2 separate regions of the Homo sapiens genome follow, and region 2 is linked to region 1. A link is an interaction called in ENCODE POLR2A ChIA-PET data of the cell type or tissue named here. Cell type or tissue: PC-9. All regions are shown on one strand. Each heading gives the region's core, and the rest is flanking DNA. Links, peaks and the distances in the headings are about the cores only.

Region 1 (5,381 bases), core at 264-5,263:
GACTTCCCCCTGCTGCTTGGTGTCCCTCTGAGTCTTGTCTTAGTGAGGGTCCAGGGATCACCAGGTGTCCTCACAGTGGCCATTCTGACTCCAATCCCAAACCCACAGGAGAAGGGATGTCTATTTCCTCTTCCAAATCCGTCATTTACCATTGGAACCACACTAGGGGGCAGTAGTTGAGAAAAGGTCACAAGAGGGGAGAGAGAAGTAGGTGAGATACCTGACTTGTGGCAAGAGTCCAACTCTCCCCCTTTCAGGGATACCAGTTGAGGCCTTCCTGTCTCATCGCTGGTGGAAAAGAAGGTGAGGTCCCTTCGACCCGGAACAGAAATGAGTACCAATGGCTAGATGTCTTCCAAGGCAATACAAGAAGTGAGTTCAAAATGGAATGGTTTTTTTTTTAATTTTTGAGAAGGAGTCTTGTTCTGTCACCCAGGCTGAAGGTGCGATCTCAGCTTACTGCAAGCTCCACTTCCCGGGTTCACGCCATTCTCCTGCCTCAGCCTCCCGAGTAGCTGGGACTACAGGCACCCGCCACCACACCCAGCTAATTTTTTGTATTTTTAGTAGAGACGGGGTTTCACCGTGTTAGCCAGGATGGTCTCAATCTCCTGACCTTGTGATCCGCCCGCCTCGGCTTCCCAAAGCGATGGGGTTACAGGCAGTGAGCCACTATGCCCAGCCAGAATGGTTTTATAAAGAGCGTATGAGGGCATTAACATAGACAGAGATTGTTTATGTGTTCATTACATTGGGAACTGCCTCTATTTTCAGCCTGAGTTAACATTATAAACCTTACCCCTTACATGCATTCATTCAACATATATTTGTTGACTGCCTATGAGGAAGGTACAAGGATGAATAAGACAGAATGTCTGTGTTTGTGTGAAGCCTACAGAATAATAGGAGAGATGGACAGAGAAGTAGTATAGTGCCAGGAAAAGGTTAATGTCAGGAGGTAAATGAGGCAGGGGAAAGGGAAAGAAAGCAATGGACACGGAGGCTATTTTAGATTAGAAAAGCCTTCCCTGAGGAGCCAGCAACTGAGGTAAGAGAAACAAAACAATCCATGTAAGCACATTCTAGGTACAGAGACAAGTTTGGAATATTCGAGAGATACTAGGCAGTCTTTGTGTCTACAGTGCAGAGAGCAAAGCTGAGGATAGAAGGAGATGAGATCAGAGATATGGGCAAATGTCAAATGGTGCAGGCTACCATTAGGAATCCGGAGTTCATTCTAATTGCATTAGGAAGCCAGCTGGTAAGTCTTAAGTAGGAAGTAACATGATTAGATTTACGTTTTGAAAACATTATTGTCTGGAAGGAGAACTGGTTGAGAGCAGGCTCGGCAGTTACACACAGTAAAAAGAATGGGGGTTTTGATTTAGAGGGGAAGCAGGGGAAACGGCAAGAAATAGTCTATTCAGAATATATTTTGAAGGTAGAGCTAGCAAGAATTGCTAATGCATTAGGAGTAGATTGTAAAGAATACAGTAGTCAAGGATGAATCCTAGGTTTTAAGCTTCAGAGACTGAGTGAATAGTGGGATCATATACTAAGTGGAAAGCGTGAAGGAGGAGCAGGCTGGCGTGGGCAAAGTTGGGAAGGAAATGAAAAGTTCTGTATCAGATGTGTTCAGTTTGAAATGCCTTTTAGAGATGGTGAGGGTGTCAATGGATCTAGAGCTTAAAGGAAAAGACCATACTGGAGATAGACATTTAGAAGGCATCAGTACATAGATGGGTATTTATAACTATGTAACTAGACACGGTCTCAACCTTCGATGATTCAGATTAAAATAGGGTCATTCATCTAAATACATCACAATAGCAACTTACCAGGAATAGAGAAGGGGACAGCAGTGCCAACTCACCTTTGGCACCGGCTGATGACTTTGCAATCCAAACGTTGCCCTCTCCATCCTCTTTCTTTCTGTTATAAGAGGCGAGAAAGAATTCTCTTTCATCTGTCCTTGAGTTACTGATTGGTGGCTGAATTCCATTCTGTGCTGGAGCAACTGGAGTCTTGAGATTGGTTGGATAAATCACATAAGATTCAGGGAACCATGTGCAGGACTCAGCCAGTTCAGGGCTTGTCTTGATTAGCCTGGCAGATGACAGAAGAGGATCAGCCTCCCTTCTTAGTGCACTTTGTCACTCCCTTCAGAAAGGCCACTCCTTTCCCCCAGAGACTTTCCGGGAGGCAAAGCATGACTCAGTCTTCTAACATCTCTATTTGCTCTTAGTCTCCCTGGACAAAGCTCAAATGCGTTATTGGGGAGCGCACAGCTGTTAGATGCAACCTGAAAGGCATACCCCAATTAATTCAAAAGGCTTAATGTCCAACACTTATGCTCCTTTTAAAATGCATCTCTAATGAAACTTAACCGGACACAATCCTGAGCCGATATCTTTTCAACAAATATGTTGTTGAACCATACCCATACTAAAAAAATGAAATGGGGAAGAGAGGAAAATTTAAGTAGCAAAAAGACTATCCTGGCCCAACTCTCTATGGGAGAAAAGGCTACGTAGGAATCTGAATTATCTAAAGACTTTTTAAAGCTCTTGCTTTTAGCTCAGGCTGGCTTTGGTGACAGAATAAAAAAGGTATTTTTCTAACGGAACATAGGACACCAGTGGTCATAGTGAAATATACCTCCTGCTCCCCAAATACCATAACACCACAGAAGATAAAGTCAGGCAAGGCACTTAGCACACAGGGGCTTCCCTCTGCATCTACTCTGCAATCAGACCCCTGGAGCTAGAGGCACTGGCATCACATTTCACAAATTAGGAACTGGGTCATGGAGAAGTAAACTTCCTGAGATCATAAAGGTAGTGAGGACCAGCCAACATGCAGGCCCGAACTCCCAAGTCTTTTTTTTTTTTTTAACAGCTCAAGCTACTACAAAACCCCCAAGTCTTAACTGGAAACCTGCTCTTACTCCCCAGGAATCAGAGACAGGGAGGAACCTGCCCACAGACATGCACTGGCCTTCCCTGAGCTGTGCTCCCTCTTCTGTTTAGAACAGAACTGTTCATGCCAAGTCCATGTTAAGATTCACCTACAAAACCCAGTCTGTGAACAAATGGTGGAAATAACGACATTGTAGATAGATATTAAAAACAAATTTATTTTAAAGCGTAAGGGAAAGAACTGAAAAGCTACTTGAACTTGAAGGAACAAAATAAATAAATTTTTAACTCACTGAAAGTTCAACTCCGTATCTGCATTGTCCCATCCAGTGGTCACTAGCCAACCACAAGTGGCTACTGAGCATTTGAAATGTAGTCAGTGTGACTCAGGAACTGAATTTAAAGTTTAATTTTTTATTTTATTTTTATTTTTTTTATTTGAGACGGGGTCTCAGTCTGTCTCCCAGGCTGGAGTGCAGTGGTGCGATCCTGGCTCACTGCAACCTCTACCTCCCGGGTTGAAAACGTTCTCCCACCTCAGACTCCCGAGTAGCTGGGATTACAGACGCCCGTGACCACACCCAGCAAATTTTTTTTTTTGGAGATGGAGTCTCGCTCTGTCGCCCAGGCTGAAGTGCAGTAGCGCGACCTCGGCTCACTGCAAGCTCTGCCTCCTGGGTTCACGCCATTCTCCTGCCTCAGCCTCCCAGTAGCTGGGACTACAGGTGCCCACCACCACGCCCAGCTAATTTTTTTGTACTTTTAGTAGAGACGGGGTTTCACCGTGTTAGCCAGGATAGTCTCGATCTCCTGACCTCGTGATCCACCCGCCTCGGCCTCCCAAAGTGCTGGGATTACAGGCGTGAGCCACCGCGCCCGGCCCACACCCAGCTAATTTTTGTATTGTTAATAGAGACAGGGTTTCACCATGTTGGCCAAGCTGGTCTCAAACTCCTGACCTCAGGTAAACCACCCACCTCAGCCTCCCAAAGTGCTGGATTACAGGCATGAGCCACTGGGTCAGGCCTAAAATTTAATTTGCCTTTAATTTAAAAACGGATGCATTATAAAATATTTTTCCATTAAGCACAACTTTATTGATATGGTGAGATAATACTTCACTTTCTTGTTGTATCGCAGCATGCACGTCAGGGCCATGTGTCATTTCTAGTATCACACACAAACACATCGCTATTCTATTCAGGGACAATAGATTGATTCAGATCAAGTGATTTCTGTGCAGTGATGAAACATTATGATATGTTTACTATGCAGAGAGCATGAATTACAGTGCTAGCTACAAATACCACAATTGGGACTAAGGTGAAATAGAATTTCTTCCTAGTTAAAAAAATATTTGGACAAAAATTTAAATTTAAAACGAAGGCATACTACTGACGTGGAATTGAGTAGGGACACAGAAGCTAGAACTATGACAAGGACAGTAAGAGATTTAAAAAAAAAGAACTGAAAGGAGGTATGCCACAGATTCACAAGAAATGGTGACTGCAATAGGCTATGGTAAAAGTAAAATGAAAAAACGGTTGTGTAAAGGAGACATTTTTAGCAAATACATAATAAACTTGATAAGTATTTTCCTCTCAATGCTCAAAAAAATTAATGAAACTAGTGGCTAAAATCACAATATCCAACACATTTTTTAAGCAAATGTTTTACAGAGTCTGGGTTTATAATTTTGGGCAACTATAAAATGGCTTGGATTCTTACACAAAAAGAAAACCATTTTAGATGCAAATGTAGTTTTAAAAAACTATTTTAAGGAAAAGACTTAAAAATATAATTTACAAAAAATGAACAATCTTCAGCTGAGTCACAATTGCCCACAGACTACAAAACCTTTCTAACAATATCAAAGATTGACTCAAAATTTGAAAAATATTAAGTATTTTTCTTTAGCTTTAGGTGAACTGTGTGACATAAAAGATGCTGTCCAATTAATACTTTGGGTGTTTTGCCTCAAAGGATTTCCAAATGTATGATAAAATGCTGTCAAATTGCAGCTTAAAAAATATCAAACTCAGCCGGGAGTGGTGGCTCACGCCTATAATCTCAGCACTTTGGGAGGCTGAGGCAGGCGGATCACAAGGTCAGTAGATCAAGACCATCCTGGCTAACGCGGTGAAACCCTATCTCTACTAAAAATACAAAAAATTAGCCGGGTGTGGTGGCAGTTGCCTGTAGTCCCAGCTACTCGGGATGCTGAGGCAGGAGAATTGCTTGAACCCGGGAGGCGGAGGTTGCAGTGAGCTGAGATCGTGCCACTGTACTCCAACCTGGGTGACAGAGTGAGACTCCAACACACACACACACGCAAACTCATAGTATAGATATTTTAAAATCTCTTACATCTGTCACAGAATTTTACCTACATGCAAAAAATTTCTTTCTATCATGACAGATAGGACTTCAGTTAGGTTGTATTAAAATATGGATTTATGGCTG
Region 2 (5,381 bases), core at 194-5,193, 430 kb after region 1:
TGATGAAAACCACAACATATTTACATAGTTTCAAAAGTTTTTCCTCACAAGTTGTTGTTAATAACAAAGAGAAAAGTAGTAACTTTGGAATGGAAAAAATCTTGCAGATATGTCCTTGACCAACTGATCAAATTAACATCACCAAAAATGAGACAAATCAGTATTCTGTGGTATTCCTGCCAAAAATGTATAACTTGAATCTGATCATGAATAAACATCAGAAATATTCAAATTCAGGGGCATTTTGCAAAAATAAATGGTCTGTGCACTTCAAAACTATCAATGCCATGACACACCAAAAAGGGGGGAAATCCAGATTATCAGGAACTAAAAACAAAAACAAGGAAAGGAAATGAAATGCAAACCTGAATTGGTTCCGGTATGGGGTGTGGAGTGTGTGTGCAGGGGGAGCGGGGGCGCCTGCTCTAAAAGACAATATTGGGACACTGGTGAACTTTTTTTTTTTTTTTTTTTTTTTGAAGACAAGGTCTCACTGTCTCCCAGGCTGGAGTGCAGTGGTGCAATCACAGCACATTGCAACTTTAAACTCCTGGGCTCAAGGGATCCTCCGGCCTAAACCTCCCGAACAGCTGGGACTATAGGCACATGCCACTGTGTCTGGCTAATTTTTTAATTTTTTGTAGAGACAGGGTCTCACTTGTTGCCCAGGCTGGTCTTTAACTCCTGGGCTTAAGTGATCCTCTCGCCTCAGGTTCCCAAAGCGCAGGAATTACAGGTGTGACCCACCCTGCCCAGTTGCAAAATTTTAATAAGGTTTATATATAATAGCATTTTATCAGTGTTAAATTTGAATTCTATAATTATACTGTGAAAAAAATAAATGAATATCTCTGTTCTTAGGAAATTTACATTGAAGTATTTAGTGTGAAGGTGTAAAATATTTAGAGATGAAGCCAAAAAGGCAGTTCAAGGAAAATGGCATGGTTCAATCCAAATAGAAATATAATACTAATAACAATACAGAAAGCCAGCTATAATGGCTCACATCTATAATCCCAGAAACTCTGGAGGCTACCTGAGACAACCTGCCAGGAGGGTCACTTGAGTCCAGGAGTTCAGGGCTGGAGTGAGCCATGATCGCACCACTGCACTCCAGCCTGGGTGACAGAGAGAGATCTCATATGTATTTACATGCATATACATGTATAGGTATATGTACACATATATGTATATGTATAGATATATACATATATACATATATAATTTAAAAAGATATGGAAACCCATATATTATTCAAGGTAGAAGCCAAACAGGTAACAGAGAATCTGAAAAGGAAACAATCCCAAGCAACTATCACGAGAATCATCAAGAGAAACACCTTGCTGAGAGCCCAGTGCACATCCCAGGAGGAAGAAACCCAGGCTTCACAGCCAGGTGCAGGAAAAGCCTTGCTCAGCACAGCCACTTTCTCCTTCTCTCTCAGAATCCTCTGCCTTTCCCCAGATACCTCCTTTCTTCTCCTCACCTCTTTCTGCGATCTACTTGTGCTCACTAAATCTACTTGTACTCAATACAGTTCTAGTTTCCCTATAATTTTTTTAAAAAGTGAAATATTTAAACTTCTTTTGCAAATTAAGCATTTATTTGTATGTATGCGTCTTTATCAATGACTCCTACGTGCCTGAATTTAAACATTTACTAACATTTTTCATATCATACAAGGCAACTAAAAGCTCGTAGTATTCTCAGCATGTAACTTGGTTTATTGCCATAAGTCCCAAAATTAATCTGTAGCACTTCTAAAACTGTAATCTCTATTTCTAGCCTCCTCGCTTGATGAGCTAATCTTTATACCCATAATTTTCCTTCATAGCTTTATATACATTAAAAACTTGTGTTTTACTTACTTCCAGATTAGAATGCTCATTGTGACAGGTATGATACTTCAAATGCCACACTATGGTAAACTTCACAGGCCCAGAACAATGGAATGACTTAACTGTTTAGAAAAAGAAAGTCTTGTTTTACATGAATAATACATACACTCTAATATAAACTTAAGGTTTTGAGAATGCAATTAAAAATAGGCTACTTTAATGTAACAATGAGTAAAACATTAGCTAATTTCTCCAAAAAGTCACTGTAAAGTGAGACAGATAAATTCATTAAATTGTTACAGTTAACCAAAAGCTGCTGTAATACTGCTCATTTCACGTATAAGTCTAAAATTAAATAAACTGAGTGGCCTGATATGCTAAGTCACTGCTTATTTCACTCTCAAACATTTTTCTCACTCACATATTCATTCAAAATATACTGAGTGAGCCCCATCCTGTGTGCCATCCTGTGAGCTATGATGGTAAACAAGAACAATGCCTGTCTATGACTTAAGAGGTACTGGAGGAGTGAGTTTTAACAACTAAACAGGCACTCTCAGTAGTCCCAGAGGCTGAGAATAGTCAAGGGAGCACTGAGCAGGTCACCTATCATAGCCCAGGAGAGCATGAAGAATGGGTTCTGGGTAAGCTTGCTGGAGGAGGAGACCTGTAACTTGAAGGAAGAGCAGAAGTTAGCCTGGTGAAGAGAAGGGTGGACCAAACATGTAAATGCCCAGGGTGAGTGAAAGCACAGCATGAGTATGACCCCTGAAAATAGTCTGCTATGCTTAGAACACAGGCTGGGGAAAGGAGAAAGAGTTGAAGCTGGAGAAGAGTGCTGGGGAAAATTCATGAGGTCTTAGACCCTGCTGAGGAGTTTGGCCTTTCTTTTGAATGATCCAGGTAAGAGAGTGACACAAATAGGCAGACTGAAAAGCATTAAGTCTGGAGTTAAGGAGAGCTCTGTTGGGAACGTCCTCACGACATGGCAGCTGGCTTACCCCAGAGTGAGTGATTAGAGAGAGCAAAGATGCAGCCACAGTATCTTTTATAACTTAGCCTCAGAAGGGATGTGCCATTATTTCCACCATGCTCTATCAGTCACTCAGACCAACTCTGATAAAATGTGTTAGAGGACCACACAAGATCATGAATAACAGGAAGCAAGGATCACTGGGAGACATCTCAAAGGCTGATAATGACAAAGAGCGAAACCAAACTGAGACCAGAGATTCAAGTTCAACAAACTGAGGCTGGTAGATTTTCTGGGGGACAGTACCCAAGAGATGGAAGCTACATAAAGAGAAAGAGAAATCTGCATAGTGATCCCCTGGAGTTTCTGGCTGAAGGGCAGCCTGCCCATGCATAGGAACAAGCCCAACAATTCTCAGAGCTCACACAGAGTTGGGAACTGTTTGAGTTTCCACTAGCCAGAGTGGAAAGGCCTCAGTAAATATACCAGGTATTTGGAAGACAAGCAGAAAGACCACACCACAGAAGCACTGTTAAGTTTGCCCTAGACAAAAGGCTACTGCAGAACCATCCTAAAAGAACTTAACAAGAAAACTGGAAAGCATCAAACTGACCCACAAGGAACTTAAATGTCTGCTAGAACAAAGTTGTTAAAGGACTACAACGTCCTCCAGCACTCAAAAATGTGAAATTCACAATATGCACCGACCAAACAAACAAAAAGCCTGCTTGGATTTTGGCTGGGATTAAACTGAACTTATAGATCAATCTGGGAAGAACTGACAGTATGATGTTTGCTACAGATTTTTCATAGATGCCTTTTATCAGGTTGAGGAAGTTTCCTTCTATTTCTAACTTTCTTTGAGTTTCTATCATGAATGGGTGTTGAATTTTTTTCAAATGCTCTTTCTGTATACTTTGAGATGATCATATGGTTCATTTCTTATATTCTGTTAATATGGTGAATTACATTGAGATATTTTTTAGCACAGGCTCCACATGACTTGAATGAGACAGCAGAAGAGAGGTTGCCTTAAAAAAGCCAGATATCTGATCTCCCAAACAGCATCGACATATATCCAAGGGACCAGTCCTTAGCTTAACAAGCACTAAAATCTGGCTCTGTGAAAACACAGATTCTCATCTCACCCTTTCCCAATGGTAGATGTGTACATTAGAATGCTCAATTACTCACTTTCATGATTACCATGTAGATGTATAAATTAGAATACTCAATTACTCACTTACAATGAACAGAAACCGTAAACTGGACTAGTAATGATCAACTCTTTCCCTTCAGCATGCCTCCCTGGAGGCCCAATACGGATGAGAAGGTGGTTTGGTGAGCATGGCACCAGACCAAGGAGGCTCAGGTGGATGCTATATCCACAACTGCCAGCCCCATGTCATAGCTGTGGTCATGGTTCAAGAAAACCTCTCCCCCAACAATGCTGTTGGACATGACCAGCATTTGCCTGACTAAACCCTAGTTTTATTATGCTTTTGCTCTTAAATCCCTCATGCTGTCCCATTCTTTCTTTAGATAAGTTAATAACAACGTCTTGATTGTAGTCTACTCATATGTTGATCTCAGGCATTTGTAATGATTTTTAAAAATCAAATTCTGTTTCAGTGGCTGACGTTACTTTTTTTTCCATATAACTTTTTGTCAGCACCAGACTGAGATTCTTTTAAATCCTTTGTCTAGACTTTGAGACATGAATTCATTAAATAAACAGATGCCAAAATTTTTTTCTCTCTCACCTTGGACTTCAATTTCCTCTTACCAAGCTCTTATCACAACTGATGATTGATATTACAGAGCTGCTTGAAACCACCTCTGCTTTCTAGCTGCTGGCTAGCCTGACTTCCCTCAGGAAAGACCCATAAAAGGAAGAATTGCCCCCAACAAATGAGCAGAGCATGATCTGTTGTGTGAAAGGAAAGAGGCATGACTTTGGATCCTGTAGAAGCCAGTTTGCTCTACCCAGCAAAAAACTGCTCCTTATCCTGAGACTTTAACTCTGGCAACCAATTTTCCTAGTTAGGTTACTGGAAACAATAAGAGGAATTGGGCCACAATGAATACGATCCAATGAAAATCCAGTGAAATTCTTAAAAAACCTTGGTAGTTCTGGTATCTCAGTATTGACACAGAAAAGACAGGCCCTACCTAATGAATATTTTAACTTTTATCAACCTTAAAACTCTAATTAAAATGTTGTCCAGCAATTTTTACTTCTTACGAGGATATGTACGTTTTGAAAATTTTCAAGGCCATAAAGGGTTTATCACAATCATGACATTTCATATATTCGTAAAAGCAATTTATCTAGTTTTAAAAATCTGAGACTCAAAGTTAAATTTCACAAAAAACAAATTTTTTTTGTTCGTCTATTAGACTTTAATTATAATTTTCATAAAATGATTCACATTACATTTTCTGAAAGAAGATCAGAAAAATCCATTCTTGTGGGCCATGCACAGTGGCTCATGCCTGTAATCCCAGCACTTTGGGAGGCTGAGGTGGGTGGATCACCTGGGGTCAAGAGTTGGAGGCCAGCCTGGCCA

What was found. ChIA-PET counts read pairs that join two places held together with the same protein. Peaks named below come from ENCODE experiments on the same cell type or tissue, not always from the same donor. Only the 100,000 strongest peaks of a DNase experiment are listed, where the experiment ranks them.
Region 2: POLR2A ChIA-PET joins it to region 1 with 6 read pairs; 3 of 35 experiments call an interaction of 5 or more read pairs at or near these places.

What each region holds. Positions count from the first base shown.
Region 1 is chr2:112,490,868-112,496,248 of GRCh38, reverse strand. It overlaps TTL (tubulin tyrosine ligase), which reads right to left. Exons shown (of 7, transcript NM_153712.5): 3 at 1,874-2,106. Among named protein-coding and RNA genes, the nearest start is that of TTL, 11 kb to the right of the region's middle. In PC-9, for the core only: no CTCF peak of the experiment used is centred there; a DNase peak (open chromatin) is centred at 2,188.
Region 2 is chr2:112,060,741-112,066,121 of GRCh38, reverse strand. It overlaps TMEM87B (transmembrane protein 87B), which reads right to left. Exons shown (of 19, transcript NM_032824.3): 3 at 1,869-1,960. Among named protein-coding and RNA genes, the nearest start is that of TMEM87B, 8.2 kb to the right of the region's middle. RefSeq lists a silencer at 5,334-5,381. In PC-9, for the core only: no CTCF peak of the experiment used is centred there; no DNase peak of the experiment used is centred there; H3K27ac peaks cover 927 bases.